Linked DNA regions of Mus musculus: all the other regions are linked to region 1. The links are chromatin loops, found by intact Hi-C in ENCODE. Cell type or tissue: left cerebral cortex. All regions are shown on one strand. Region 1 holds the start of Add2 (adducin 2 (beta)). Region 2 overlaps Add2 (adducin 2 (beta)). Region 3 overlaps Add2 (adducin 2 (beta)). Region 4 overlaps Add2 (adducin 2 (beta)).

Region 1 (8,000 bases):
TCTGCTAATAACTGGTGATGGTCTGATGTTACCTCCATGCCTGATGCCAGGCAGGCCTTCGCAATATGTCTACTTAACAAAAGTGCACATGCTGGGAAGGCAACCAAGAGAGTCTGCCACAAGAGAAGACTCTTATGACTAATGCCGTAGATGGTGTCTGTAGTGGTTGGTATTCAATGTGACACAAGTTGGGGTCATTTGGGAAAAGGTACCCTCAGTTGAGAAAAGCCCCTACCAGATTGGTCTGTGCCCCCCACCCTTTTTGATTAATAAGTAATGTAGGAGGACCCAGCTCACTGGGCTTGATGCCACATCTGCGCAGGTGGTCTGGAGTGGTATAAGAAAGCAGGCTGAGCAAGCCATGGGGAGCAAACAGGTAAGCAGTGCTCTTCCGTGGCCTTTGCCTCCAGCTTCCTATTTTGAGTTCCTGCCCTGACTTCCCTAGATGGTAGACTACAAGCTGTAAGATGAAACAAACCCTTTCCTTCTCAGGTGGCTTTTGGTCAAGGCGTTTTATACAGCAATAGAAACCCTAAGACAGTGTACTGCTGGCTAGTTTTGTGTGTCAACTTGACATAAGCTAGAGTTATCAGAGAGGAAGGAGACTCAGCTGAGGAAATGCCCCTGTGAGATCCAGCTGTAAGGCATTTTCTCAATTAGTGATCAGTGGGGGAAGGGCTCAGCCCATGGTGGGTGGTGTCATCCCCGGGCTGGTAGCCCTGGGTTCTATAAACAGACTGGGCAAGCCATCTGAAGCAAGCCAGTAAGCAGCACCCCTTCATGGTTCCTGCCTCCAGGTTCCTGCCCAGTTTGAGTTCCTGTCCTGACTTTCTTCAATGATGAGCCACAATATGGAAGTGTAAGCCAAATAAACCCTTTTCTCGCCAACTTGCTTTTTAGTCATGGTGTTTCTTCGAAGCAATAGAAACTCTGAGACCGACAACATTCCACCATCTTAGCTGAAAAGTTAGGTTAGAGGCAAATCAGTATTGCCAACAGCTCATGATGAATCCCAGGAGGACAGGAACCCTTGAGGCTATCTTAGAAGCTCCATAACAAAGTGCTGGGCACCTGCTGCCTGCTGTCTCCCTTCCCTCTAGCCACTTGCTGACAGAGATGCTCAAAAGACTTAGAGTTGAAAAATTATCTTACTGCAAATCTGAAAATTAGAAAATCAACTTTTAAAGTGCATCTGTCCCCCTGGGGTTACCTAGCTGCAGTGTCCAGTTCTGATTGGGGTTTCCAGAGCTCTTCTGTCCCTGCTCAAGAAGGGCCAGGCATTGTTGGGCTTTCATGGTGACAGCTGACACCACCTCCAATATTTATGTGTGATTGGGTTTCAACATGAGTTTGGAAATTGAACAAAAATGCCTGCAACATCAGTGGGATCTCACAGGCTGCCAGTGCAAAATTGATGTATTTCCTGCTTCCTATCAGATATTTGAACAAGTCCCAAAGCCTTAGGAGAAGAGGGCCACATATTTTTTTTTTCTGCTTTGAAAATGCTGTGGTGGGTTAGGAGGAGGATCACTTTCTGAGTGAGTTAAGGAGAGCTAGTCTCTCCACTTTGTTCTGCCACTTCTGCCTTTGGAAGAGGTGTGGCCTTGCATTTGATATGCGGCTCAGGCTTGTCTCAAATGTGTGGTTTCAATCCTTCAGCAATCCACATGCCTCTGCCCCTGGAGTGCTTGGATCACAGACGTGATCTACAACAGCTAGCTTCTAGTTCTGCTTCAGAACACCCGTTCTTGTTCCTCTGGAAAGTAGAGGCCATCACAAGCTCAGGGGCCAGGGTGCTTAGCTTAGAACCCTGGCTCTGCCATGTACTAGCTGTGTGGTCTTGGATAAATTACCTATCTACTCTGTCTCAGTTTCTCCAGTGAAGAGGAGATGATAATTCTGCCCATCTCTTGGAGGTCTTTTGAGGACTGGGTGAGGAAAATGTTGCATGAAGCCTTTGGATAGTGCTGGGGTCCGAGGAGGGTCTGCTGTTAGTTTGGGGGGGACCAGTGCCCTAAAGGGAGACACTTGAATGTAATAGAGTTGGCTTGAGAGGCTTTAGGAAATGGTCCTTGATTCCCTGTGGAGATTCTGTTGAGGAAGGCAGCCTGGTAGGAAAGGAGCCTGCCTTACCTACCACTTCATGGAATTCTAAAAGGGGGCTCCCAGCTTCCCTGGAGTTCTGACAGGGAACACTGCTTCATACTTGGTTGTGGAACTTTAGACATAGGTACCAGAGAGGCAAGAGTTCACCCCTGTGACTTGCTCTGTTGTCAGATTTCGGCACAGAGTAAGAGAGACCATGACTGCATCTGAGGAAGACACAGAAACGTGTGAGAAGCTGTGGAGGTGGAGGAGGTGTGGGGATCATGGTGTGGGTTTTGGGAGAACTGCAAAGAATCAGTCATCCTGGCATCTGAGCGGCATGCCTGTGGGCTGTTCTGGGCTTGTGGTGGTGGATCTTTGCACAGCGCAGCAGTAGCGGCTTTTGTTGAGAGACTATTCATGTTAATAGTCTCTGCCCACCCCACCTCTCTACTACTGAGTATTTGGACCTTATGTATCTCAAGCAAGCACTCTACCACTGGACGAGCCCTAGAATGGCCATTCTCACAAGCCTGTATACAAAGGAACTACCAGAGTACTTGTTTAAGCTATTTGAAGGACATAGCTTGGTGAACGTTCTGTTTCACTGTAGTACTATGATAAGCACCGTGACCAAAAGCAACCCAGGAAGGAGGAAAGGGTTTGTTTAACCTACACTTCCAGGTCACAGTCTATGAGAGAAGTAAAGGGAGGAACTCAAGCAGGAACTTGAAGGAGAAACCATGGAGAAAGGTTGCTGAATGGGTCAGTCAGGCTCATACTTAATAGCTGGCTTTCTTCTGCAGGTCAGGGTCACCTGTTTAGGGAATTGTGCTGGCTACAGTGGGCTGGGCCTTCCCATACCAATTAACAATCAAGACAATCACCCCACAGACATGCCCACAGGCCAGTCTGATCTGAGCAATTCTTCAACTCTAGATGACTCTAGACTAGTGGTTCTCAACCTGTGGGTTGTAGCCCTCATGGGGGTTGCATATCAGATATTTACATATGACTCATAACAATAGCAACATTATAGTTACAAAATGATTTCATGGTTGGGGGTCATGTAGCATTAGGATGCTTAGAATCATTGCTTTAGATCGGGTCAAAACTCACTAGGACAGTGGGTAGGTGAGATGCTTGCCAGGCAAGCATGAGAACCTGAGACCTGATCCCCAGCGGGATGTGAAAACCAAGCATAGCAGCACACGTTTCTATGTCTGTTCTACTGGTTGACCAGTCAGCCTAGCCAAGATGGCAATTTCCATAATCAATGAAAGATGCTGTAAAATAAGGTGGAATGCGATAGGAACACCTGAGATCAACTTCTCGCTTCTGTACATGCATGTACTCATGTGCACATGCACACATGCCCCCACCAATGTGTACACACATGTCCATTCCTGGACCACTTTCAGAGATTTGGGTACTGTCTGACTGTGTTGGAATCCAAAGGGTTGCTGTTGGGAATGTCAGGAGAGCAGGGCTCTTCTTCAGTGGCTAGAGGTTTTTCTGGAGGCTGAACGTTTTGACAGGCGTATTTCTCAGAGCTTTGGGAGTGACTAACATGGAGTTGGAGGAAACAGGATGGAGGTGTAAGGCCCTGACTGCCTGCAACATCCTGCTTTCCAAGGGCTTTGAAGAATCCTGTCCCAACCATTAGAAAAGGCCCAGGTGACAAATACATTAGATCAGGTCATTTTCCAGGAGAGAACAGGCTCGCAGAGTTATCCTCAAGGTCACAAGGCTGGGGAGTGACAGATCTGAAGATGAATCCTGATTCCCTACTCAGCCACTGGGGTCTCTCCAGGGGAGTAGGGGATAGGGTAGAGAAGTACAAGGGGCCAGAGGAAGCAGAGGCTGTCTAGGTTACAGCAGTGCGCCCCCAGCCTAGTTAAAGATGGGGTCAGAATTAGAATCAGGATCAATCTATCTGGTTTGGAGTTTAGTCATCCAGTTGTCACTAGCTAGCAGCACTGAAAGTTACCTCTCAAAGGCAAGATGTCCTGAGACCCTAAATCAAAATAAAATACACCCCGAGTGTAAACTCAGAGCAGAGTGTGTCTTACTGGGGTTTCTCCTGAGGGACAGGTCCTGCCTTTGGCCCAGGCTGCTGCAGGGCGCGGGCGGGGACGCTGCAGCAAGCCGGGCTCTGGAGGGGGCGCTGCGCACTCGCCCGGCCCTTTGTCATCACGCACTGCTGGGAGCTCACACTTCTTCCAGCCTCCCGCGGGCTCTGGACTTGACTCTGACTGCAGCGCCCGCCTCGGGGACGCGGATCTAGGGCCTTTGTCCCGAGCTGTGGGATGCGCGGGAAGCGCCACGCAGCGGAAGAGCTGTGAGTCCAGGAAGCGGATCCCAGAGTCGAGGAGCGCTGCCCAGCCTTGCTGGGTGAATTTGGGGATGGATGCGAGACCGCAGAGTACGAGGTAGGGCACCAAAGAAGGAACAGGGTGGGCGCCACGGCAGGCGGATCCCCGGGGTGCTGGAGCCACAGAATGACAGCGAGCTCAGCTTCAGCCTGGGAGTGGCTGCGCCCGCGCAGGAGCGGACGCCTGGGTACACCTGCGGCTCTGCGGATCTGTCACATTGAGCTCTGGAGATGGGCCTGCGCGCGGACATGGGCATTCAGGGTCTGTGATGCCTGCTACACCGAGAAGGTGTAGCCTTCTCGGAGAGACGGCCGGGCCGCCGCCCTGCGGGATCCACGCGGGATGTGCGCCTGCCCAGCTAGGCGCTCTGGGGTCCAGATTCATAGGATGCGCCTGCCTGGCTGAATGCAGTGGGGCTGGCAGGGCAGATGGCGCAGGATGGGAGATTGATACCTGGGCACCCAGGGCTTGCGTTTTTATGTTATCCCAAAGCTTTGGGGGTGGAGTAGGGGAGGCCGCTGTCCCTGAGGAGGTACTACCAGCGAGTTCATCTTTAGCGCCCACCTTTTCTTTCTCTTGTGTCTCCTCCCCTCCCCTTCTGCACCCCAGGGAGGAGCAGAGAAGGCCATTCTGGGTCCCGGGTCCAGAAGGCAGGGGTCCAGCAGTTACTTGTTTTGAAATCACAACCACAGCCTGCCAGGTGTTGGGGGAAGGGAGAGGATAGCAGGGCAGGGCAGGGCAGGGCAGGGCAGGCTGCTTTAGGATGCCAGTCAGGCCTGCAACCGGCCTATTGTCTGGCTCTTCAGACACCTTTCCTTTCTACCCTCCATCTCCATCCTCTGCCAGAAGTGAATAGATAAACATACAGAAAACAAGCCTCACCCACACTCTGTCAAATTCTTTAAAAAAAAAAAATTGTCTTTATGACACACATTGCCACCTCTTCATGCCCACTCCTCCTCTGGCAGTTCGTAAGGAAGAACCAAGTGCTTCAAATAAGCTTATAAATAATAGAAATCAAATCTCAGGTTTCTGTGTTAAGATTTCGGACTAATGGGTAAGAAAGGGCTAGTCCTACATCCTTCCTAGAGCAAAGGACAGGAAGAGAGTAGTTTTGACTGCATTGGAGCTGGCTGAGCCTGTCATGTGTTTAACTTGTGCCTTGAACTGTCATTGCATGGGTGGTTTTTAAGTTATGTTTCCCTCATGAAAAGAATACCTGGCCCAACACTTGGAATAAAGGTGCTTGAAATGAGTATGGAAGCAGAAAACAATCAACATGTTAGACTTGCAATGCCCCTTCCTGCTAGCATGTGGATAACATGTCGGAGATTGTAGCTGGTGGTAGAGGGTAGGTCTGTTGAGTAGTTTTGCTCTCTTCAAATCGTTACTTTGTGGTGCTGGAGATGGGACCCTTGAACACACTACGCAGTTGCTGTACCACTGAGCGCCCCCACAGTATGCCTACCTTTTGTCCTTTGTTATGTAAAGTGGACAGATGTTCTTAGTACCTGTGGACCAGGACCTTGCCTAGCTCCCTCTGTCCTCCCTACCTAAGGTACAAGGAGTGACAAACTCTTTACTGTGAAAGAAGCACAATACTTTTTGAAAACCCACAGGCTAATCATTTTCTGATCCAAAATCTACAACAGTTTCGTTGCCAGCCCATGTTCTCTTTTTGTCATCCAGTCACCCAGTCTCATTAGAAGCGAGCTTATCCCCAATACATTACCAAACCATGTACGGGTGCTGTTAGTTCACAGGTTCTGGGCCCGGGGTAAAACCCACTTCAAACATTACTATATTGTTGGAGACAGCAAAACTCAGCTTCTTAAAATTTTTTTTTTTCTTGGATAAGTTCTCAACATGTATGTATCCTAGGCTGGCCTCAAACTCACCATCCTCCTGCCTCAGTTTTCTGATTGATGGGATGTCAGGCTTGCACCACAAGGCTCAGATAAACTGCAGCTCTTTTAAAAGTGTACAGATGGTCAAGTGTGTATGTGTGTATGTTGGCAGAGGATTTGTGTTAAGGTTTTAAATATATATGTGACATGGAAAAGTATATTTATTTAACTCCTACCTTGTTTCACAAGGGATTTGAGTCAGTTTACAAGGATTCATAAAATATAACAAGGTAACCTAGTGTAGAGAAAGGAAACAGGATAGAATTAAAGGCAGCTGAGGAACCTTCCAGAAACCTGGGGAAGGTAGCCAACCAGCCCAGATGTCTGTGTTTTATTTGTAAACATTTGTTTATTCAGTGAATATTCATAAGAAGCTACTAGATGCCTGGTTTGATAAGAACTTTGGAAACAAAGAGGTATGACATAGATGGCCAAGGACTCCACCCTGTTAGCATTTCACAACAAAAGCAAGAAGACACAGAGGAACCTCTCAAATGCATCATTACACGTTGTGATAAGCACTGTCCTAGAAAAACAGAACTCACCATTCAACCAGAATATAAAAAGGACAACTTCCATAGGGAAGCAGGGGAGCAGGGCGGCTCTGTACTCTGGGACAGGAAGACCCCATTTTCAGACACGGCACTTGGGACGAAGCTTTCCATTCTCTCCTTGTCAGGCACAGGGTGAGCTTGGTAGGCTTGATCTGACCTCATGATCTCCCCTGCCCCTGGTGTTCTGTGGTTATTCACATGTCCAGGGATCTGTGTAGTGTCTAAAATGAATCACTTTATCCTAGTGATGATTTTAGCTAATGATTAATAAGAAATGTGTTCCAGGTTGTTTTGGGGCTGGGCTTTGGTTTTGTCAGAGCAGGGCACAGGCCTGATGAGTCAGAGCATGGGTGAAGGGAGGGGAACTTGAGTAGAATGCACAGGGGAGAAAGAGGCTGCTCTGCACAGGGCATAGGTTGGCCAGGCTCAGAGGATCAGCTCCCGATGACTACTGCCAGTGAGAGAGTTATGCCAAGTGCACCTCCCATGACCAGCTTGGAAGCACTTGTTAGTAGCTACGGCTGCAGTAAGAGTGTGATATAGAGGTTGTACCTGTTGATTTTTCAAATAAATGGACTAGATTTCCATTACTGCAGATGGACTGACTTCTGTTAACTGCCTTCTACTCAGGCAAGTGGGTGTGGTGGTGGAAGTAGAGCCCAACTACCTGGTGGTAGAACTTACTATCGTAAGAATTTAGGCCAGTTAATTTGCCTCTTTGTTCTCCAGAACACTCTGATAACAACTAGGGACGAAGTATGATGTTGTTTTCCTAAGAATGGATGAGATTTACACATGGCAGTCTTGGGACACAGATTGACATTCTTTATACTAACGTGACTATTTTTGTTACTGTAAAATGAACTGGCAGCCAGTTTATGTAGGCACTCCAGGGGTGGCTTGGTAGCAGAATTTTAAATTATATCTGATTATCTTCAAGTGGCTGTGTGTTCTGGGGCTATTAGCATTGTTTTGCAGGCGTGCTGAGAGCCATGCCTGAGCTGCTGTTGCCACAGTCAAGTGCAGAAAATGACAGTGAGGACAGAAATGACCAGAGGCATCAGTTTTCCATTGTTTTG
Region 2 (8,000 bases), 74 kb after region 1:
GGCTGGCCTGCTGTGCTCTGAGGAGAGAGGACCAGGGCACCCTGGTTCTGGGCTGTAGTTGCTAGGCAACTATTGTTTTCCTGTAGGTGTCAGCTATGAAGTGCGGCCTCCTGCCGGTCTCCCATAATGCCCTGCTGGTGGGGGACATGGCCTACTATGACTTCAATGGGGAAATGGAGCAGGAAGCTGACCGAATCAACTTGCAGAAGTGCCTTGGACCCACCTGCAAGGTTTGTTTCTGGGGGCGGGGGTGTTGCTGTGGAGTGGTACTGTCAGACGCTGTCACAGAACTGGGGGAGACAACTCAAAGGATTAAAAAAATTTTGAAAAGCTTCAAAAATCGGGTAGTGAACAATTGAGAAAGATGCCCAGTGTTCACCTCTGATTCAACACACGTGCACACACGCACGGGCGCACAGAGAGAGAGAGAGAGAGACAGACAGACAGACAGACAGACAGACACAGGCATTAGCATCACAAAGGCATCATGTATTTATTGGAGAATATTTGTTTTGTAGACTTTTTTTTTTTTAATTGTATAGCCCTGGCTGTCCTGGAACTCACTTTGTAGACCAGGCTGGCCTTGAACTCAGAAATCTACCTGCCTCTGCCTTCCGAGTGCTGGGATTAAAGGCGTGTTTTGTAGACATTTTAAAAAGATTTGTATATGTGCAGCGTATGTGGAGGCCAGAAGGGGGCATCATATGCCCTGGAGCTGGAGTTGCAGGTGCTTGTAAGCAACCTGACATAAATGCTCAGACCCAAACCTGGCTCCTCTACAGGAGCAGAAAGCACTCTTAACAGCTGAGCCATCTCTCTAGCCTCCGATTTTTATTTTATTTTATTTTTTAGAAAGAAAGCTTTTTGAAGCCACTTCTCCCACATTGCTCTGAGATGTTGATGCATTCTCTAAGACTTTTCACATATATTTATAAAACCAGAAAATCAGTTCTCTCTCGCCTAGCAATGCACACTAAATGGTTTTGCATGTCTCTGTTCTCTCCATCACTCAGCAGTCCCCTGTATTTGAGCCTTCCAGGGGTTGCTTTCCACCCCAACTCATACCACCAGGTGGAAATATTTTTAGCTAATCCTTGGGGCTTGAGGAGGCTCCCCTAGACACTTCTAGAGGATACACTTTTGAAGTCTGACTTCATTTTGCCCAATTGCCTCCCTAAAAGGTTATCCCTTCTGCTTTCTTCCCTGTGTCTAATATATGGGTTATTTCTCTACAGTCTCTCCAAATCCATGTGCTGTATTAATCAACTAATTCCACTTATTAGTTACCAACTAGTTAAAAGAGAGCAGAGCTGCAGTGTTGCTTGGCTTAAGTCTAAGCACTGTCTTCTACTAGCACATCTGACTGGAAAAGAGCTGTGAGGCAGCCTCACTTCTCATGAGCCCCTGCTTCCTCATCTCTGCTTTGGAGGAGGAGCCCTGCTGCCCTAGCAGCCCCAGGGTGTCCTCAGCAGTGTTAGCTAATAGCACACCTATGTGGGCTGTGGCAATCTAAGGGAGGATGTTCCCTGTGCTTCTGTTTATGCTCTTGAACTCTGAGCTCCTTCTAAGTCTCTGGCATTAGGGAGGAAAGAACTTCATCTATTCTTAGAGAGGATGTGGTGCTCTGAGCCTGAGCCTCAGCTCTCTGCAGGGAAGCTTGAATGCATAGAGCTTTGCCTCAGTTCCCACTTGGCTTTGTCTGATTTCAAGCTTGCTGAGGGTCAAACCAACCATGAGCATTTCTTTCAGGGAAGGAAGTAGAACTTGACCTTTGGGGAATCTTGATCTTGATCAAAGCATCTTTCGGGTCTCTTCACGATTTTTACTCACTGGCCCAGCCAAATCAGAAACTTTCCCCCTGAGAACCCCAGGTCTGGTCCAGAGTCTGTCTCCAGTTGGCCAGGAGAATTTCCAGTTCTCCCAATTTCTCTGTCCTCATTTGAAAAACTGATTTGAGGTAATCTGAGGATGTCGGAGCCAAGTCTGTGGAGCACAACCCAGAGGTCCAAAGAGAAGATAATACGGCTGCCTGTTTCTGCAGGGCCACCTCTCAGAGTGCATCCTCTTGGATGTTACCAAAGTCAACTAATTTACTGGCAGAGGCTACCTTTGAGATCCAAGCCCTTAACTCAGCATCAAATGAGTGTGCTCACCTAACACTCAACAGCCTCTTCAGACTTCTGAGTTCTCTAAGCCACCAAAGCATTGCCCAAAACAGTCACTCAAGCTGCACTTAATCGGTTTAAAATGCCTTTTCTGTCTTCTGCAGTTGGGAGCACTGGACTCCAACCAGCCTTAGGTTAGCAGTGGGGTTGTTGGTTAGAGGAAGAGCAGTAAGCTTGTGGAGGGGCTCCAGGCTGGTATACGGACTTGGTCTTAGTAAGATGAAAGTCTCTTAGGAGTAAAGCTTTTTTTTTTACTTTATTCACTTAGTTTGTGTTCCTGGGTAGGGGAGTTAGTTTAGGCTGCCATGGCTCATATTGAGTTTAGAGGACAATCTGCAGGAATCATCTCTCTCCTTCTACCATATGGATTCCAGGGAGTGAACTTAGGTTTTCAGACTTGGTGGCTGGTACCTTGCTCCACGGATCCATCTTGGCTGGCTGGTGGATGGGGGGTGGGGGATTTCAAAGCCGGGTTTGACTGGTTCTTTCCTCCTCCACAGATTCTGGTGCTAAGAAACCATGGCATGGTCGCCCTGGGTGACACCGTGGAGGAAGCTTTCTACAAGGTCTTCCATCTGCAGGCTGCGTGTGAGGTACAGGTATGTGAGGTGCCCTGGGAAATGAGCTTAGGAGCTGGCTTTGATGGGGGTCCTGGGAACTGTAAGGTCCTGACCTCCTAAACTGCTTTATCACCCTGCCTGTCACTGCTTTCCTTACACTCCTGCCGTTTCCTGCTTACAATGGGATCTGTACTCTGGAAAGACCATCACAACATCTAATTGGCACTACTCAAATCTAGGGGACCTGAGATCAGGATGGGGGAAACCATCACCAGGCACATAGAAGCCACACCTGGTCATCTGATGTGGCTGTTGCACCAAGCTGTACTAGGGGACACAGAGAAAGGGTGCTCTCGTTTCGCCAAGGAATGGGATGGAATGAGAGCAGGCTGTACATGGGCAGGCATGGAAAGAGGAGCGACAGTGAGCCAGTCAGTGTTGTCATGGCAACCCGAACAGCCAAGCTACCCTTTAAAGGTATATAGGGAGCCAGCTCATATCTCAATCCCCTCACTGGGAAGGGACAGTTAGTTGGGGAAGGTCAATGACCTTGGAGCCCATGAAGCTCCAGGAATGCTGGTTTACAGGCAGCTCTGTGGTGAGGGTCAGCCAAGAGCATGTACAATGTGGTGTCCGAGTTGGTGGGATAAGGGGTGTGCTCATCCAGCCTTGGATAGATTCATGACCAGCCCTGGCTGTGTACCTTTGAGGCAGAGATGTGCCCTCTACAAGCCGATTGTCTCCATGTTGGCATGGGTCAAAGCTGACTGGGAGGAATGGCCTCTCCAGGCTAGGAGAGGTGGTGACACTACAGAGGCTGCGGTTCTAGGACAAGCCAGCTCTCTGTAAGTCCCACGTGGTGCCCTCCTGCCTCACTCTGGCGGGCCAGGCAGAACAGCACTGAAGGAAGGGTCGCTCCCTCCCTCAGTGTCACTTGTGGTCAGCTCAGCCCTGCCACATGAGGGAGGTGGGAGAGCCCTGTGGTACCCTTACAGTGGAGTGCTGCAGAGACGATTGTAAGTCTGGAGATGAATAAATGTTACGTGGAATGGAGTGGGTGAGGCGCCCAAGAAACAGCAGTGTTCAGAATTAGACTCTGAGGCCTGGATCCAGGTCATGTCTCTGATGTGGTACCTTCTCCCTCAACTAAGAATTCTGACCGATCTGGCTACTGACTGGCATCAGAACTGGCTGAGCCTTCATGATCAAGGGAAGACTCTCTCTGCCTTTCCTCATACTGAACTGAAAAGGGTTCCCTAACACGCCTTTCCAGAAGCTTCCCTGAGAAAATAGCACACAGGAAAAGCTCTTCTCTCCAGAGCTATCTCAGCACTCTGCACAAATGGAGAGTCACTGCTGTGTCCCCTACACAGTGAAACGTCTTCTCCCATTTCAGACCTCAGAAGTGGCCCCTGGGCAGTTTAACCCCCTGACCTGTAGCCATAGGGCAGAGCTGTTCGTTCTGGTCATAACAGCCTCCTGGCTGCTGTCACCTGCTCAGGGCTAGTTTGATGTGTCTTTGCTCTCCCACGTCCCTCTGGCAACCAACCCAGGAAAGGGCCAGTGTCTCCTCATCAGTTTTATGGATGGAGAGGCTTCTAGAGGGAGGGGATGGACTAGAAGACATGGAGGAGCAGAAGCAAAGACTAAGGCATCAGTGAGCGCAGGGTCAAGGCCTGCAGCTACCGCCAGGATTGCACTCTGGTAGCCAGCTCTGAAGCTTCATGTCCGCCAAGGGCCCTGATTCCTCCCTCAGTGACCTTGGTGGACAGGGGAATGTGACTGTGGCCATGTCTGTGGTCCAAGCCTAGGCGCCTGCTCTGCTCTCCTGAGCACAGTATATTCTTTGCCTATTGGTTTAGAGTTCTGGAAAAAAGTGGGTCATTCCTCACTGAGAGGCAGATGGGAGGCACAGGCAGTTCTTCCCCATCTGCTACCCATCGCCATGGAAACTGCTGGAAGAAGAGATGGAAGGAGGCAGCTTGGGCAAGGCTGTGGGTGCTCTCTCCCTTCTTCCTTCTCCATTAACAAACAGTCCCAGGGAGACTGCCTTTCATTATCAGAGTGTTAAATTAGCAGTAGCATCCATGTGCTGCACCTGAGGCTGCAGAACATTATAGATGCCTTACCATCACCTTAAGAGATTCCTCACAAGGTAGAGCATTGCCATATTTACTTGATGGATGTGGAAACTGAACACAAAGATGCTAAATAGCTACCCAAAGTCACAGGGTGAGGAGGTGGTGTAACACACCCAGCCAGCCTGGTACCCACTCAGGCCTATCATTTACACACACCCTAGCACTGTCTCTCCAGGGCATCAAGGGACAGTGGGGACAGTTAAAGACATGCATACATATATCCTGAGTATAAAGGCACTGGGAAGTGTTGTGGTGTCCTCCTGTTCCAGGGTGATGGGGCTCGCCTGAGGAAGTCTGATGAGCTGACCTCCACTAAGCAGGGTTAGGGCTGTCTATTGGTGCAGGAGAATGCTCAAAGCTCATATGCCTGCATCTGTCGGTAAACTAAATGGATTCCTTTATCTCTGGTTGAAACAAACACCACCAAAACCACAACCCAAACTCTCAACCCATCCTGAAACATCAGGCACTGCAGATTAGATCATCAGAGTATGGCTCTGATAAGTGAGCTTGTGTGCAGACATCAGTCTTCTCGGATGTGAGGGTGTGAGCACACTGCTGTGTCAACGTGGCTTAGCTCTACCTCTCTCTTTCTCCCCAAAAACCCAAACCTGACTCAGGACATCTGAATGGTAGGGATGCAAATTGGGAGTGGAGGTTAGATGTGTGGATGCTTTTAAGGTTAATCTAAATTGCCCACATTGTACACACACCTCTGTCCTAATTGTTAAGTGTGCTGCCTGAAGCCACCTGCACTGCCCCCTCTTCTTCTCTGAGGCATTATGACCTAGGTACCATTTAGTTCTCTGGGGTGCTACATCCTAGGTACCATTTTTCTTCTCTGGTGTGTTGTATCTGGGATGATGAGCATTCGGTCCTCTGTGCTGTCTCATCCAGGGTTTTAACACTTGTTATTTCTTCCTCTCTGGGTTCTCCGGGAACCGAGCCCACAGAGGGGTTACTGACGCTGTGCTCCATGACAATGAATGCTCCGCAAGTGTTCAGATATCTTCCTCTAGTTCCCTAGGCCTTTCTGGAGCCTGAGTTCTCTGTGACCCCACTGACCTCTGGTGCACACCACAGCAGTTTCAAGGACTCCACACACCCGTGTGCTGATTCTCCGCAGGTGTCGGCTCTGTCCAGTGCTGGGGGCACTGAGAACCTCATCCTCTTGGAGCAAGAGAAACACCGGCCGCACGAGGTGGGCTCTGTGCAGTGGGCCGGCAGCACCTTCGGGCCCATGCAGAAGAGCCGGCTGGGAGAGCATGAATTTGAAGCCCTCATGAGGATGCTGGACAATTTAGTGAGTGTCTTGGTGCTGTCCTTCAGACCGCTCCATGGAAGCTGAGCCCCCATAGCCAGACATCTGAAAGCACTGGGGATGCACAAGAACCACCTCTGTCATGGTTTAGTTAGTGAAGGCCTCTGAGTTTGTGTTCACTTGAACAATAGCTGCACTTTCTCCAGTACTTGCCTTTTCTCCCTCTGCTAAGTGCTGAGACATCCTCACGTCTGCCTATGCTCTCCATGGGATGGATTTGCAATGAGATGTGCTTTTGGTGGTGAGAGGGGACTCCTGGCTCTGTGTGCTGAGTCATTGTTTTCAAACGAAGCACCAGGCCTTTGCGGCTAGCTTCCATAGGAATTGTTTCAGAGCTTTGAGAGAAGCAGACAATTCTATTTAAAATTTCAGAGAAGAAAGAAAGGAGGGCTCTAACCCGATCAGACTTCACTGTGAATGTTGGAGAAAGGTGCTGTGAATGAGCCAGCACTTCCACCAGCTCTATACAACTCAAGTTACTATCATAAGTAACTTGAGTTTTTTTTTTTTTTTAAACTAATGTGTAAGGTAGCATGGGTTTCCTCGTGGCAATATCACACATGTATAGCCTTCTACACAGTTCTCATTCCTCCCAACTGGCTACTGGCCCCACCCATTGTCCCTCTAGTTGTCCCTCATCCCTTCTCAGTCCCCACTTCTGCTTTCACATGGCATTATACATCACTCTCTGTGTCTTGCTCCTTTAAGACCTCTTCCTCCCCCAATCATGGTCCTCTTTCCAGTTTTAAGACTTGCAAGCACACATACACATGTGTACACATGCACATGTATATAAGGACACACACACTTATGATTTTAAATCTGTTGTTTGTATCTTAATGTTAGCTACTTTAAAAACATATTGGACACTGGAAGTTTAGCTCAGTATAGACTGTCTGGTATTGCATGATGTGCTAGGCCCCAGCACTGCAAAATTATACATCATCATCATCAAAAGCAATACTACTTACAAATTCATCAAAATCATGAGCATTGAGCAGACCTCATTATTTTTTTAAACTTTTGTGTGCTGAGAATTAAACTCAAAGTTTCACATGTACCAAGCAGGCATTCTACCAAGGAGCTATACTGCCCAGCCTTTTTGTTCACACTTTGAGACATAGGCTCACTAAGTTACCCAGTTAGCCTTGTGCATGCTCTGTAGCCCAGGCAGACCTTGAAGTTGTCATGCTCCTGCCTCAGCTTCCTGAACAATTGGGATGACAAGCCTAAGTGACTAGGCCCATCTCAACTTGAAAGCCCTGTAACCTAGGCCTGGCTGCTCAGTTGTCTGGTGGATATTTGGGGTTGACAAGTCTGGGTGTAGACCTCTGTCCTCTCCAGCACCTGGTTCTGTTTTGTCCTCTTAGGGCTACAGAACAGGCTATACGTACCGCCACCCCTTTGTCCAAGAGAAAACCAAACACAAAAGTGAAGTGGAGATCCCAGCCACAGTCACTGCCTTTGTGTTTGAAGAGGATGGAGTCCCAGTCCCCGCCCTGCGCCAGCACGCCCAGAAGCAGCAGAAGGAAAAGACCCGCTGGCTTAACACTCCCAACACCTACCTGCGGGTGAACGTGGCTGACGAGGTGCAGAGGAACATGGGCAGTCCCCGACCAAAGACCACGGTAAGAGGGAGGTGGGGCTGGCCTGAATGGGGAGGGTTGCACTGATGGGAGGCCAGTCACACAGTTTTCATCCACCTTCCTGGACGCTGTGCTCAGGCCCAGGGCCCCTAACACCCCTTTCTAGTGCCCCTGTATTGAGGTTTAAGGCACAAGGAGCAGATTTCTCCAGAGGGTAACAGGATTGG
Region 3 (8,000 bases), 93 kb after region 1:
CGCATCTGTTATATAAGGTTACACTTGGGGAACAGAGAGGCAAGAAGGGCCTTCTCCAAATAGTACAACCTGGGGTGGCCAAGAAGGGACGAGGAAGTTACAGTTGAGGAGACCAAGTTGAAGTTTGGGGTGAACCAGGAGAGGAAAGAGAGAGGATCGCGCCCTAACAGATTCATGACTTTGAGGTACATTGGCAGGTGGCAGTCATAGGAATGCACATGGAGATGAGGGGACCAGAGCTCAGGCTCTGGGAGTCAGGACTATAAATTTTGACAGGCTCTAGTCTTGAAAGTTGGATGGATGAAAAGCAGCAGCTAGTCTCTGAAACTAAAAGGGGACACACCCTCAGGGGGGTCTAGGAAGAACTTTGGCATGTCACCTTGAGGAGGAAGAAAGCATCTCACTGTAAGATCTTTTCCAGGTTGTTAAGTCAGCCAGTCCTGGCTGCTTTACATTCACCCCCATCCACACAGATTATAGTCACAAGAGTCCTCTGTGGAGTGAACTCTAGGATATTTTTTTTCTTCAACTACTTCTGTAGCATTGGCTTCACCTTCCTCTGTTGCTCACATTCCCTTATAGCAGGGCATGTGCCAATCCTGGTGGTGATGTTCCCACTCAAAGGTGCCCATGATCATACCACACACATGTACACAAACCATACACACACACACACACACACACCTACCTCACAGATTACATACATGCATGCATATATAATCTATACCAAACTCAAATGGTCACCTCTCACACACCAGGAGGCCTCTCAACCCATGATGAGAAGCCCAGACCTGAGCCTGAAGTGTGCTGCCTTCTGTTCTGGCTGTGAAATGGGAGGAGGAGCCAGGCAGTCTTTCATTAACTTTCTATGTTTCAGAGTCTGTGTCATTATAGTCCCCTCCTTCCTCTTCACACAAGATTTTCAAAGTCTGCATAGTTGGGAAGAAGGGACAGCTGGAGACTTTAGTGCCTGGGGTCTGAGCATGCTTCCCTTAAGTGTGGGACCTGGTGATCCCAGGCAGAATAGAGACCTGAGCCCTGGCAGCCACCGAATGAAAGGACCTCCTTGGACTGATGATCCTATTATGGAAATGTTGGGTCCCTCCTGTTCCTCATCTCTGCCCCTGGGGAGACACTGGGTTCATAAGCTCCCTGCTGCTGTTTAGGTATGAAGACCTGTGATCACCATGTCTTGATTGGTGCAACCTGGCTGCTTATCACAATGCTTCCACTGAGACAACCATGCTGCCCCTAGCTGTTCTCCTCTCTTGGGTGGGCCTCCTCATTCACAGTGAATTAAATGCTTGTTCAAAAACCAACATATATTTCAAAATGTAGACAAGGACCCAGAGTTACCACCTGCGCAATGGGTGTTCCCCAGGCAGGTAGTGAGAGGTGAGAACGCCACCCCTCCTCTGTTCCAGGATCCTTACTCCCACCCCATGCCAGCCTGCACTTCCCTGGCTCCAGACCTCCCTAGAAGTGGTTCTGTTGAACACTCGCCTTCATGAAATCTTACAGGTTGGGTCTTCTGGTCTTTTCCTAGATACCAAGAAGACAGAAGTCAGCGAAGCCAACACAGAGCCTGAGCCAGTGAAACCAGAAGGGCTGGTGGTGAATGGGAAGGAGGAGGAGCCGAGCGTAGAAGAGGCCCTCAGCAAAGGACTGGGCCAGATGACCACCAACGCTGACACTGATGGCGACAGCTACAAGGACAAAACCGAGTCAGTTACCAGTGGCCCCTTGTCCCCAGAGGGCTCGCCCTCTAAGTCACCCTCCAAAAAGAAAAAGAAATTCCGAACCCCCTCGTTCCTGAAGAAAAGCAAGAAGAAGGAGAAGGTGGAATCCTGATTAGTGGCTCTGTGGGTCCTGCTGCATCCCTGCCCTCCTTCCTTACCCTTCTCCCAACTCTGCCCCTGGAACATAGGGCCAAGGAGGGATGGAGGAGGTCCTGGGATCACACTCAGAGGGGAACTTAGAGCCTGCCTTCCCAGAGCAACCAGGGGTCTTGTCCATAGTCACAGTTAGTTGGCAGCAGAGCCTGCCCTAGATTTGAGCTTCCTGATTCCCATGGCCATGGTCATGCTCTGCCCTGTTTTCAACACTGCCTAGTCTGGGCTGCCTATGTTAGGACACCACCTGCCCACCTGAGCCCAGGGTAGGAAGGCCAAACACCAGGCAAGGTCATGGATGCTCACAGACCAAGGTTTCTTCTGAATAAGGTCCATCTCTTCCCAGGAATCCTGCCTCCTGCTGATGGAGCAATCTCCACAGCAAGAAGCCATGCTTCTCTCTTCCATTTTGGGTCCCTGGCCCCCCCACAACCCCAGCTCAAAGTAACCAGGCAGACTGATCTGTCCCCGCCAATAGAAGTTAATCTTTGATCCCCAGGCTGATGGCTTAGCTTGCGCTTTTCCAAACACTAACCCTGAGCTTTCTCCATGGAACCCATTGAGTGAGTGATGGATGGAAGAACTCTAAGAGCCAACAGATAGAGGGCAAGCTAAGTCGCCTAGTTGGGGGGGGGGGAGAGGGGGATCACCAATCTATGAGCCCAGGAGCCTGATCTGTCTGTATTGTGCTTCTCACAGGCTGAAAAATTAAACCCAGCTGTAGCTTAAGAAGTCTCATGCTCAGGGAAGAAATTCTGGGACATCCAAATCTGTTGTTGCTGGCATTGAGTTGTGTGAGGAGGTCAGATACCCCTTTGGCTTTGCATGCTATGCAGGGCTGTATCTGCCTCACTCTTGCCTGGCAGCCAGGTGTCCCTTGGCCTTCCCACATCCCCAAGGGCTCTTGCCCACAGACCAGAAAATCTTGCTCTTGGCATCTTGACCTTGGCTTTTTGGGTCCCAACTCTGAGTCAGAGGGTACAGGAGAGGATGGTCAGAAATGAGTCCTTTGGGGTTAATTCTCTCTCACCAACTCTTAAAGACACGGCTGGCATTCCCAAGCCCATCACTCTCTTGCATCCTGAAGCTTGGCAATAGGCAGAGCTGTTATTTTAAACGCCAACACTGGTTTCCCCACCCATATCCTCCTAAGGAGGAGTGTTGGTTAGTGAACACTTCTGGCTCCAAGACAATCCATCTTCCTTAAAGCACAGTGTCTTCAAAGAGCGTTTCTCTTTTTTCGTCCTGATCATTGTAAAGGTATTTTGGAAGTTTCTTAGCTCATCGGTTTTCACTTTGCACACATGTGTCTACAAGCACTGCGCGGGCTTTCCCTTCTGCCTTCTCAACTGAACCCTTTCAGGGATAACTGACTTACTGAGCAGGATGCGAAGACTCGGTTTGAACCCAGGACTGTCTGAGCCAAGTCCTGCCTCTTCCCAGCTGTGATGAATGGACAATGGCTTTGGCCCATTAGCCATCTCCGCAGTTGGTCTTGGCTGTGGAGTATTAGCACTGGAGATGAAGGTAGAGAGGCCACCTGTGGTCACGGTCAGTGGTGCAGGCAGCTGTGGATGGTGGGATGTCTCTGCCTCTGACAAGGGAGAGCTGAGCCCTCTGGTTGAAGCAGGAAATCCCACCACAGTCGGCTGTCTCTTGAACAGAGCTGAGAGGCTGGTGCAGATCTGGGGCTGCTGCACAGACCCTGTTTTGCTCTGCTTTCTGGCTGGGTCAAGTCTAATGAGAGACAACTCAGTGTTGTTGTGTACAGATGCTCAGAGACTTCTACTCTCCTGTAGGAGATGCCTTCTTAAAAATAAGATTTCACATTCATTCATTCATTCTCTCTCAGCATTCATTAGGCATCCATTTTATCAGCCACTTTTAAAAAGATGAGAAGAGTTGACCCTGCAGAGGCGGCATTTGTGTGAGCCGGTGCTGAGAGATAAAGTTGGTCTGTGGACTCTGTCCAGTGAGCTCTCTTTACCCATCCCTGTTATGTAGCACCGGAGCTTGCTTAGGTTAAAATGTCAGAGCTTTCCCTGAGCATCATCCTTCCAGATCATTGATGGCTGATTTGGTTTTTTAAAAAGAGAGGAACTTCTGGGGGAAAAAAAAAAGTCAACAGAGGCAGATAGATGTGGGAGCGTGGGACTCCACACTGTGTCCTTCTGGGCCATGCCAGAGCATTTTGTAAAAGGTGACAGGGAGTGGTTCACATCCCGGGTGAGCAGGCCTGGGTCTTAAGAACCCTTGTAGACAGTGTGAGAGATCTGAATTTTACCACATTCTGGACACTGAGGACTGTTAATTAGGGTAGAATCACAAGTGTGTTGTAGGGTCCCTTTGGTGGCTGAGGGAGTGTGTACAAGGGAGGCTGCTGGCCATCTCTCAGGCTGTATTCCCCCCTACTGCATGGTTAAAACACCTGAAGAAGTTTTTACTGAGCTAAATTGCTGGGTCCTCAGCCTCAGACCCCAGTTTTCTTTCGGATTAGATCACCGGAGAAGTGTAAAGACATTTTATCAATTTTCTTCTTCCCTTGCACATAAAGGATGTGGTGTGCACAGCCTTGAGGACTGTAGAAGTGGCTGTGTGTCCCACACAGGACATTCCTTTGGCTCTGCAAACACTGGTTCGAGGTTTGACTGGTGAGGAGGGATCGTATAAGCTAAGGGCTTGTTTCTCATTGAGCCACTGTAGTTCCTACAGAGAAGGGTCAGAGGGTTGAACTGGTGCTACTGTGTGACCAGCTGACCGGAAGAGTAAAGTGGCTTCCACAGCCTATTTTTACACACTGTAGAGTGCTAAAGAGAGAGACAAGCCACACTCCTCTAGAGTGTGGATGGCTAGACGTCATACACTGGGAGTGGTTGTGGTCTGCGACTATCCCCCAAACTAAAAAACAAAAACCCCTGCCCAGAGGTGTTCTGCACCACAGCCTGAAGCTGGCCTGTTCTCAGCTGACCCAAGGTCGGTTCCCTCTTAAACCTTGGGAAGAGCTGGCCAACACTTGGGAATGAGTGTGAAGTCCTTGCTCTGTGGATAGAGGGCCTGAGAAACATGGGTGAGGACCATGAGTCTTTCACATTCCCCATTGTAAGGCACTGCTCTGAGACACCCACTCATGAGACAGTACCTGAGCCTAGCCCCTGTGGGATGGCAAGGTGACCAGATGGCAGATGCCTGGCCTTGTGCTAACAGGGCCTCTGCTCTGGTTGACGTGAGCAGAAATGCTGTCATGGATCTGTAAGAACCATTCTATTTGCTCCTGTGATGTGAGTGTGGATGGCTAGACCTAAGTTTGGACATAGTAGGGAAGGTTTGTTTAAGGACAGGACACAGCCCTATTTAGACTAGTGTGCCAGGCCTTTTCATAAATGTGAATTGTATGTCTTAGTTCTGGGCCAAATGTCATGAGTTCTTGACAGCCAAACAGGACTATTGAAACACCCATCCCTGTGCTCGTTTTACACACATTGCTCCACAAATACCCATGGGCTCCTGGCATAGTTGCCATCCACTGAGGACAGAGGGACCATGAGGCTTATATCCTTGCTTGTCACTAAGCCCAACCGAACTCTCTATGATCCCATATAATTCAGAAAGACTGAGAAATGAACAAAATGCTAGATACCCACTCTCATTTCCCACAGAAAGGACGAGGCACCTCACAGCTTAAAGTGCAGTAGGGATTCATGCCTGAGATGGGTGCTTTAACATGAGAAGGAAGGGTCCAGAGGCAACTGAAATTCATGAAACACGTGTATGTGGTTTTTGCATGCACACCCTCTTTCTCCAAGGTGAAGAGGCACCCATAGTACTGTGATTACTTCCCAGAGCCCTAGCTAGCCAGGATGCAGTGCTCTTCCTGTCAGAAACAAGAGGCCACATATAAAGCTCTGTTCCCAAGGCACCCAATTGCCCCCCACTGGGGAAGCCACCTTGTCCAGAAGTCTGTGGGGATCCCACACAGTGGAATTTACTGCAGTGGACAAAGTGCCTTTTATCATAGTCTTTGCACTGATAGTGCCCTGGAGAAGGCAGGCTTCTTTTCATAGGAACAATGTGCAAAGCAGTATTTGGGTGACCCTAGAAAGTATGGAAGAAGCCACATTCTGCCTCATTCACATGTGGGTGACATTAGACTTTTGCCAAATTGACTTTTGTGCTGACATGGGTGAGGACCATGAGTCTCTCACATTCTCCATTGTAAGGCACTGCTCTGAGCCACCCAATCATAAGACAGTGCCTGAGTCTAGCCCCTGTGGGATGGCAATGTGACCAGGTGACAGATGCCTGGCCTTGTGCTAACAGGGCCTCCGCACTGGTTGACGTGAGCAGAAATGCTGTCATGTATCTGTAAGAACCATTTGCTCCTGTATTCTCCAAGATTCTCCCATAAATTGGGTGATCAGTTTGAGGACATAGGGTCAGAGATAGAAGAGGCTCTTCGTGCTGGGAAGGCTCAGGCGCAGGCTAGCCTGAGAAGGCAGTCTTCCATGGGAGTCTGAGAAGGCAGTCTTCCATGGGAGTCAGGTCCTCAGCTCCTCCCCTCACCCACCCTGTCCTAACCCCCCCCCCCCAGGGGGAGGCTGGACCCTGAGGGCTCTTCCCTAGCTCTTGGGTAGAAATGACATCTCAGGAGCTGAGGGGATGGTGAGAAGGGTCTAACCTCTCCTCCCTCCACAAACCATCCTGTGTATCTTTTAAGGACCCCTTTAATATGAATCAGGGTGGCAGTTGGACCTAAACCCAGGGGGTCGCACTTGAGACACATCAGGAACCCTTATAAGATGGTAATGCATTTGGGGATGCCTCATTTCCATGCCATCTTGCTCCTGTGGGTCTCTGTTGGTGAATCATACCACAGGATTGTCCTCTATAAATTTTTGAACTGCTGGAAGTGATGAGTCCCTAACACTTCCCAAAGTGTGTGACCCATCTCTGTTGGATATTTGGGGCTCTTGGGGAGGTGGGAGTTAGAAAGGGGGCTCGGGTACCTCACAGGACCCATGGGATGCAGGGTCACAGGAACCCAGGCTGGCCAGGGAGTGCAGTGTCTCGTAAGTAATGCTGTGGGTGGTTTTGGTGAACTGTCTGTCTGACAATCGTCACATGAGCGTATGACTTACTGTCTTCCCTTGTACATAGGCTGTCTGTGTTTGGCTTTTCCTAGTACTGTGAGGTTTCCCACAGGGATTCCATGTAGTACTCTGTGCTGTGACAATGCCACTCTTCCCCCAAGATCACACATCATCCCCACAAATGGTTCTGCCTTTCTCTATGCTAACACATGGAGCCACTGAGATGCAGTTGGGTGGTTAGGCTCTTGGATTTTATTTTGCAATTTTATATATATACATATATAATATATATATTTATGGGTTGGTTTTATATGGTTTTCTGTTTGAATCTATGAGCAACAAAGCTTCCCTTCGATTTTCATGAGAACTTTCCAAAGGCCTTTTGCTGCTTTGGTGTCTGACTGTGTTTGGGGTGGACTCTGCTTGTGGGTTTCTCTGTGTGTGCCGTTATTTCACCTGCAGATCTTACCCTAGTAAACCAGATGTGCTTGGCTTCCCAATGTGTGTGACCCATCTCTGTTGGCTACTCGGGCTCCTGGGGAGGTGGGAGTTAGAAAGGGGGCTCATGTATGGAAATGTAGGTCACACTGGGAACTTAACCTGTTTTCACATATAGAAAGCTGACACGTGTATCGCTGAGTTCTGGTGTGGGAGGGGAGGCAGTGTTTCTGAGGAGGAGACTAGATGGATTCCAGCGCAGCTGCAAGAGCTGGGTTGCAGTGGATGGGGGGCGGGGGCAACAGAGACAGCAGACCCTGCATTTGTGGGTGTGAAGGCCAGAATGGAGGAAGACATTACAGTAGCAGAGGGTGAGGGAAAGAAGGAGCGCCTCTAAAAGAGTGAAGGGTGTGAAGCTGGGGTGGAGAGTGGAAGAGGGAAAACATCATTTTGCCCTTTTCTACCTCTACTAAAAAAAATACAAAAAGGCACTGGGAGAGATAGCTTCGTTGGTGAAGTGTCAGCCACACAAGAATGAGGACCTGAGTTCAATTCCCAGCACCTTCATAAGAAACTGGGTATG
Region 4 (8,000 bases), 58 kb after region 1:
CCTTCCCCCTCTGCAGCTTCCCCTCCTTTTTTTTAACCTCTTCCCTTTCTCCTTCTGCTGTCTTCCTCATCTCCTCCTCTTCCACACTTCCTTTTTCCTCCCTCCTCCTCCCTCCTCCCTTCCCCCTCTCTTTCTCCTTCTCTCCTTCTCAGGCCTTCCCTCCTTTCCTTCTTCCCTGACTTCTTTGTCTCCTTCCTTTCCTCTCTCTTCCCTCAGCCTGCAACAAATGGAATCTTAAAGGAAGTTTGGTTCCAGTTATAAAGGCAATAGAGTCTTCTTAACATGGTAATGGTCATGATTAGCTTTTAAACACTCATTTCCCAGCAACTGTGGATGAGTCAGGTAAAGAGCTTTGCCTGACTTAGGTGGTGATCAGTGAAGCCGAGGTACTGATGTCTGCACTTTTTTTTTTTTTTTAGCAGTTCCTACCTGGCTGTGTGAAGTGTGGCTGTGCCAGCCCTCCTAATTGTGAAGACCTGTCTCTGAAGACAGAGACTGGACAGGCCCAGTTCAGCCTACTGGTAAGTGGTCGATGGCTTTTGGAGACCATAGGGGAAGTTTACTGAGAGTGATGATCTAGACATTCAAGATATTGCTCTGAACTCCCATATCAGACTGAGAGATACATAGAATATTGTTAGCACTCCATACCCGGTCCCATCCTTAGATGTGCTGGAGCCCTCTGCAGCACCCAGAGACATTGACTCCAGGAAAACTAGATAGCCAGTGCTCTGTCCCCCTTTATCAGCTGTTCCTGTTGGTGGGAAGTCCTTTCTCAGCCCCCCCCCCCCAGGAAATCTGTCTGTAGTTTCCCTCTGCCAGTTGACTCCCAGACCAGAAAACTAGCCTAAGCTCTCATCCCACAAAGTGACTTGCTATGTGTTTGGGGGCAGTGGGAAGGAGCAGAGGAGTGCTAGACAGAGTTCCAGCTGAGTAAACACAGACCTCATGAGCCTCTCAGTGGATGTCTGAACATGAAGACAGTAGCACCCACCAATAGAGAGGGCCTGGGTATAAAAATCATGGTGGAGAAGAGAAGTTGCTGGGACCTACAATCTCATTTTGCCAAGGAATCAATGCCTAAGGTAACAAGACCCCTATGGGCACCTGTGGAGCCCCAAACCACCTTCATGTCTGTATGGCATGGTTAGAAGCATATGAAGAGGGGAGGGAATCCTGTAACCCTTCCTTAGATCCAATAATTTATTGGAATGACTCTAAAACACACCAGAAATGCTTTGTTTGCAATCGTGGATTCACTATAAAGGCACAAAGTCAGGGACAGCTGGTGGAAGAGATGCGCACACAGGGTCTAATGTGGATCATTGCTCCCAACATGTGGTCCTGGTCACCACGCCCTGGTGTACAGAGCTGTTTCCTAAATCAGGGAGCTTTAACACAGATGCGTGGATCATTTGTCCTTTGACGGAACTCAGTCTCTAGCGGGGAGAGAGGGTGGGGGTGGGGTAGGGAGAGAACAAGAGTGTGAAGATGAGAATGTGTGCGTGCATCTGGTCTTTCTGGGTGGCCAGACTCACCCTGGACGCTGTCTGAGGAACCACAGGGCTCAGCTATTTTAGAACAAACTTGGGTTTCCTTGAAAGGAACTCAGAACGAGTAATAGAAAGTTCTATCCTTCAGACATTTAGCAAGTTCCAAAGGAGTTTTGAAGCTTGGTACAGAAACTGAGGCAGCATCTCTGAAGCTTGCTCTCATCATGTCTAGCCCAGAGATCTAACTTAACAGCCCCGTGGTCTCTGGGGTGGTGTGCCATTTCCCTTGCCGTGCTCCTTGTGTTAACAGAGCTCAACACTGAATTGGCTTCTTGAGCTAAACACTTCATTATGGTTATTTAGTGTGCTCCTGCTTACTGATGAATCCCAGACTCTCCTTATCAAGTTCCTAATAGCAGAAGATTGCACCCCTTCAGTGGCACCTAGTAAGACTAAAGATGAACACACACACACACACACACACACACACACACACACACACTCACAAACACTTTGCTTTCCTTTAACTGTTGCTCAGTGCAGTTAGGTGAATTGGCCAAAGACCACGTAGCTAAGTGGTGTTGCTGAGATTTGAACCCAGGTGGTTTTATTTCAGTATTGCTCCCTTATCCACTAAGCCATCTTTAGATAACTAGTCGCCACCAGCACTGTGGATGGAGTTGCAGAAAGGATGCCTTGCTTTACAGAATCCCTGTCCCATGGGGACAGAGTTAGCCATCCTTTTGGAAGCACATGTAGAACCATGGCCAGAGTCATGGCTGGGCAGCTATGGCCCAGTGCCTTTCTGTAAACAGAATGGACTGAAGTCAGGAGGGCTCAGGACCACACCATCCCAGGCACAGGGATGCAGAAAGCTTGGTGCTTCTGGAACTGGTGGCTTAGAGTCCTACAAGGATGTGTGTCAGGATGTAGGTAGTTCATGTATCCATGATCATACCAGGGTACGCACAAGGCAGGGCTGCTTGGTTCTATTTCAAAAACATCCAAGGTTCAGGGCTTTGAAAGTGCTGTGGAGATTGTCTTGGTACCAGGGAGAGCAGTGGTATCTGAGTGGGGAGGATCCATGGGAGGACTTCTGCTGCCCCATCCATGTCTTCACAGCTTGGATGGGCTGTGTCCTCTGCACCTGTCTTCTCGTTCCTTCTTACCCCAAAGGTCTAGGATGAGCTGGCTTCGAGCAGCATGGATGCACAGTGTCCTTGGAAGGAGCCCAGTGGTCATTCTGCTCACCCCTCAATGAGAGATAGATAAGATGAGGCAGAGAGGGGAAGAGACCCACTGAACACCTGCAGGTGTCAAGGGACAGAGCTGTTCAAAGTATAGAACTGATTTCCAGTCCAGACCTGCTCACCTGAAATGGGCCCCAGCCGAAGGCCTCTCTCTCTCCATTTAGAATATACATGAGGCCTGGACAGCACAGGCCCAACACGAGGTCATGAACTTACTTAAAACACTGAGTTTTTTGGTTTAGGGTGTTGGGTAGAGTTGTCTAGCATGCTCCACACCAAATGAGATGCTTCCCCTGTTCCTGGAAGTAGTGTTCTTTTGTGAATTTCTGGACCATAGCTTTTGAGGAGGCCTACAAAAAGAAAAGGGTATTTATAGAATTTGGGATGCTGGGCACAGACACCAGACACGACCTGGATGAGCAAGTGCTTTTCACTATTAACTACACCCTGGCCCATCATAGCCCTCTTCATCATTTTACTAAAGTACCCATGTGTATCTGAATGGCTCCTGCCTGACTCTGTAAGAACTCAACACAGAAAGACTCAAAAAGGTTTGCAGTCCATATTTACACTCCACCTAGGAAGTCTCCTCTGACATCCCAGTGGATCAATTAAACTGGACACTTGTTTGCACAGAACCTGATGGTGCATTAGCGCCCCCTATGGGTCATCATCCCAGGAGGTGACCTGCCTTCTCACTTGCAAATAGCCACAGGACATGGTGAGTCACACCACCCTTTGCTTCAGCAAGCAGTTGGCCCACTGGTAGCTCACCCTGTCCTTCTTCTACAGGGTTCCAGGAGTGGATTGAAGCCTTAGCAGGACCATGAGCGAGGACACGGTTCCCGAGGCGGCCTCCCCGCCACCCTCTCAGGGGCAGCACTACTTTGACCGGTTCTCTGAAGATGATCCTGAGTACTTGCGACTTCGCAACCGTGCAGCTGACCTGCGACAGGACTTCAACTTGATGGAGCAGAAGAAGAGGGTCACCATGATCCTGCAGAGCCCTGTGAGTGGGCAGGGCAGGGAGGGCTGGTTTCCCAGAGACTCAAAAGACCGGTGGCTCTGTCTCCCTGTCCCTCACGCAGGGTCTTGACAGTTTAGGCTTGCTGAACAGGATGGGCCTGGCCACGTGGGTATTTGATCTCTTCTCTGTCTTAGTTAGGGTTGTACTGCTGTGAACAGACACCATGACCAAGGCAACTTTTACAAGGACAACATTTAATTAGGGCTAGCTTACAGGTTCAGTACGTCACAGTAGCAGGCACCGCAGAGCCCCTCCACTCCTTCTCCGTCTCCTCCTAGCCAATCAGTAAGAATCCAGATGTGTGAGAAGAGCCCTGGGTGTGCTAACATGTGTGTGTGTGGGGGGGGGGAGGGCATACTTTCTCATTCGATTAATTCCCTCTAAAGAGAAGTCCTGCCATGACTGGTACAGCCTTGGCTGTGGCTCAGATAGGAGGGAGCTGGAATCTGGACTAACCGCACAAAAAAATGGGGTCCAGGTTCTTTACCTGAGTCTTCTTGAATACCTACCCTGCAATCTGAAGAGGCATCTGGGGTCCTAGTGAGCCTGCATTTGGGGATTCCTCAGGGTCCTTGGCCTTTATTGAAGAGCTGGAAGAGCAATCCCCTGGCTACTTGCAGGAGCAGTCCTCCTGTGAAGGGGCTGCAGGAGGGGAGGGAGTGGGTGGAGATCACCCCCTGTGCAGAGCTCAGCTCCTAGGGACCTGCAGGGTCCTTAGTTCTCCTGCAAGGAGCTGGGCACCAATCCCTGGGGACCTGTAGGGCCTCGCTGTCTTGTGAAATCCTGCTGGGCCCTTGGCCCTCCGTGAGGAACAGGGCACCAACCCCTTGGCCTGCTGCAGTCTTTCAGGGAGGAGCTGGAAGGCCTCATCCAGGAGCAAATGAAGAAGGGCAACAACTCCTCCAACATCTGGGCCCTCCGACAGATCGCGGACTTCATGGCCAGCACCTCCCACGCAGTCTTCCCAGCTTCTTCCATGAGTATGTGGGTGCCTGGGTGTCTGCCAGGAGCAGAGGAAGAGGGCTGTGGTTGGGAAGGGAGGAGAAAGTGCCGGATGCAGCTTGGTTGCTAGGCAATAGCCAAGCTGCAGTTGCATTAGCAGGCCTGGGCAAAGAGATGCCTGGCTCTGCTTCTGATGTTGCTGTGAATTAAAGACCCATAGGAGAATTGCTCATGATGCCAGGGGTGGGAAGGGTAGAGGTGACTTCAGGGCATGAGAAGAGGTGAGTGGAGCCAGGAGACCAGCCAGGATGATCATCGTTGAGCAGTAAGAGGAGCTGTGACTATGTGTGTGTGGGCTCCCTTCCTGAACTGCAGCTCTTCCACAGCCTGGAAGTTGCATATGACTCAGATGTATAGGGTGATGACCACAACTAAGGACGCATTTGAGAAAGAGAAGCCAAAACCCACTTCGTTGTGTTTTGAGAACTCCAGAAATCACTCTTAGCAATATTTTGATGTATCTTTTTTGGTTTAATATAGATAGATTATTGAAAGCAAGAAAAAGATATATTTTAATGGTATATCAACTAAATTTTTGCATTGTAAATAGGGTTCTGCAGTAATTTTTGTGGCTGCATGCTGATGAATCAATCATTCCTTACTGGAGTTTTAGATTGTGTTCATCTCTTTCCTATGATGGAGCACAGTGTGGTAGGCATCCTGGTAAATAAATGTGATGCTACACGCACAACTGTCTTCTGAAGATAAATTATAATAAGAAAATGGCAAAATGATTGGACTGTCTTCTGAAGATAAATTATAATAAGAAAATGGTGAAATGCTTGGACTGTCTTCTGAAGATAAATTGTAAGAATGGCTGAAAGAATGCAAATAGGAGCTAGGAAGCATTGCACAAAGCAGATTCTGTCCCTTCACCATCCCGGAGAAAGAGATTTGCCAACCTTGCTCTCAACAGAGTGTGGTGGGCGTGGCCCTGCTTCCACCTCGGCTCAGACTGTTAGTTGCTGTTCCTCCCTTCCCCCTGAGACAGGCTGTACCTAAGCCTTCATCTGTGCTTTTTTATAGCAAAATGTCTGTTCCCATGCTTTGCCAGTTTTCCTATTAGTGGGCTGTGGATAGGTTTTTAAATCTTTATAAATTTATGCTATTTCCCTACAACCTGTCAAAAATATTACAATCATTTCTCATTTTCTCTTTTGACTTTTAATTTTGCTCATAGCATTTGTTATATTGTAGAATACATTGTTACAGAACAGAGCCTCTGTTATTTTCCTTTGTGTCTTCCACTGCTGGCCACCTGCCTAGATAATAGGTCAAAGGGCCATAGCTAATCACCAATTTATCTTAATCTCTTGGGCAAATTTATTCTATAAAGTAATTTTGGAGTTACTTTGTCAAGCTCTATTTATTCTCCTCTGCCTTAAAATAATCCTTCTAGGATTTTGGTTGGAGTTGTGTTGGGATTGACTTGGTAGAGGAGTTGGAATTCTTTATTTTTATTTTAGAATATAGTTTCTGTGGGGGAAATGTGTATGGTTGGTTCTAGAATATTCTACTTAGTGTGTGGGAGATAATTTTAAAATATTTTCAAAAGCTGATTTAGAATATTGAGAAACAAGGTATGTTTATGCTAGTCCTGTAATATCCACCTGGAAAGCTTACAAGTTATTTTCATATGATCTGATGATGTCTTAAGCCCATCCAGGAAATAATATATAATTTGGTTGTTATAAATGAATCTTTATTCAACTTTTTCTTGAATATGCATGTACACATTATCTTGAGTTTTAAAATCATTTTATTATTTCATTTATTTATGTGCATGTGTATGTATGTATGTATGTGTGTATGTATGTGTGTAATCATACATATGTTTGTGAGTGTATGTGTGTGTATGTATATGTATATATGGAGGTCAGAAGTCAGCCCACAAGAATTGGTTCTCTCCTTCCACCATGGAAGCCCCTTGGCAGCAAAGCACTTTTCCCCTCTGAGCTATCTTTCTGGCCTTGTGTTTTTATATATAGAAAAATCACATTGTCTGCAAATATTGACATTTTGCCTTAGTCTGCTAGCATTTTGCCTTTGGCCTTATTTTTTCTAGTTTTCTGGTTATATCCCCTCAGGCTTTGGAATGACGTTTAATAATTTAGAGAGTAGTCATCCTTGTCTTGCATCTGACTTTAATGGAAATTCTGTCATCATAGAACTTGAGATCATTATTCTTTATCATGTTGAGAAAATGTCTTTTTTTCTAGCTCATCATAGCTTTCTGTTCAGAAATAGATTTTGAGAAATAACATTATGCATTTGGGGTACTGATCCCTTTATGTCCCCTTGAGCAATTGTCACAATGAGTTATAGTGACAGATCTCAGAATACCAGGCTCTAAATTATCTCTGGTCCTGTGTGTGTGTGTGTGTGTGTGTGTGTGTGTATACACTCAAGTTCACATATAAGCATGTGGAAACCAGAGTTCAATCTTACAGGTTGATCCTTCAGAGCAACCCACCACATATTTTGAGAGAGGGTCTCTCACTGGCCTAGAACTCACCACATAGATGGGCAGTCCCAGAACTCCTTCTGTTTCTATCTCCCCAGTGCTGGGATTGCCAAGTGTGTCCCAAGATACTTGGCTTTTTTTTTTTTTTTTTTTTTTTTAATGTGGGTTCTCTGGTGATTGGTGATGAACACAGGCCCTCCTTCTTGACGGCAGCTTCTTTACCAGCTAAGCCATCTTCTTGGCTCTAGTTCCTTATTCTGATACACTGTTGTGGGTCTTACTGTTAGACTTCTGTTAAGGATTTAAGCACATATATTCTCATGTGAGGGTGAGCAGTCCACTCTAGGGCATTCAGCCATGACTTGAATCATGAGCAGGGAGACTCTACTTTTCTCCTTGCCCTGATGGAGTTTAAGCAAAGCAGGAACATCTCTCTCAAAGGCTTACAGCTCACTTTCATAGCTATCCAGATCTAGAGCATTTTCAGAGATTCTTAATGCTTACCCCTTCAGTTTTTACCTGGCATTTAAATTTTTATTTTGCTGCTGTGTTGGCAAATTTTGATCATATATTTTATATGAAAATATCTATGTTGATGGATTCTCTTTAAAATGAGGTGACTTACAATACACCTTTTATTGTTAGGTCTTGTGCTGGGTGGTGGCTGGGTTTTATGCTGGCTTCTACTGTACTGTGTTCTCAGTTTCCCTTATTGAATAAATCATATTTATTTATTCATAGGTCTTACACACTAATTCTTGAAT

What was found. Hi-C counts contacts between places; a loop is a spot of excess contacts. Peaks named below come from ENCODE experiments on the same cell type or tissue, not always from the same donor. Only the 100,000 strongest peaks of a DNase experiment are listed, where the experiment ranks them.
Region 2: a loop joins it to region 1, with 3 times the contacts of the local background. A loop is called at or near these places in 4 of 42 quality-filtered maps.
Region 3: it touches region 1 in a loop (2.8-fold over the local background); 4 of 42 quality-filtered maps call a loop at or near these places.
Region 4: it touches region 1 in a loop (3-fold over the local background); 19 of 42 quality-filtered maps call a loop at or near these places.

Annotation. Positions count from the first base shown.
Region 1 is chr6:86,024,430-86,032,429 of GRCm38, forward strand. It overlaps Add2 (adducin 2 (beta)), which reads left to right and starts at 4,252. Exons shown (of 16, transcript NM_001271857.1): 1 at 4,252-4,517. In left cerebral cortex, a CTCF peak has its summit at 4,240; DNase peaks (open chromatin) are centred at 2,402, 3,753, 4,324, 4,573 and 6 more places; H3K4me3 peaks cover 4,192 bases; H3K27ac peaks cover 4,600 bases.
Region 2 is chr6:86,098,490-86,106,489 of GRCm38, forward strand. Add2 (adducin 2 (beta)) reads left to right here. Exons shown (of 16, transcript NM_001271857.1): 8 at 87-230; 9 at 2,666-2,764; 10 at 5,993-6,169; 11 at 7,558-7,815. Among named protein-coding and RNA genes, the nearest start is that of Add2, 74 kb to the left of the region's middle. In left cerebral cortex, a CTCF peak has its summit at 705 (motif pointing right); DNase peaks (open chromatin) are centred at 135, 736, 3,167, 3,783 and 2 more places; H3K27ac peaks cover 5,904 bases.
Region 3 is chr6:86,116,931-86,124,930 of GRCm38, forward strand. Add2 (adducin 2 (beta)) reads left to right here. Exons shown (of 16, transcript NM_001271857.1): 16 at 1,547-7,479. The coding sequence ends at 1,851. Among named protein-coding and RNA genes, the nearest start is that of Tgfa, 74 kb to the right of the region's middle. In left cerebral cortex, a CTCF peak has its summit at 3,401; a DNase peak (open chromatin) is centred at 3,072.
Region 4 is chr6:86,082,293-86,090,292 of GRCm38, forward strand. It overlaps Add2 (adducin 2 (beta)), which reads left to right. Exons shown (of 16, transcript NM_001271857.1): 2 at 420-521; 3 at 3,536-3,752; 4 at 4,612-4,750. The coding sequence starts at 3,570. Among named protein-coding and RNA genes, the nearest start is that of Add2, 58 kb to the left of the region's middle. In left cerebral cortex, a CTCF peak has its summit at 3,400 (motif pointing left); DNase peaks (open chromatin) are centred at 3,405, 4,773 and 5,712; H3K27ac peaks cover 4,543 bases.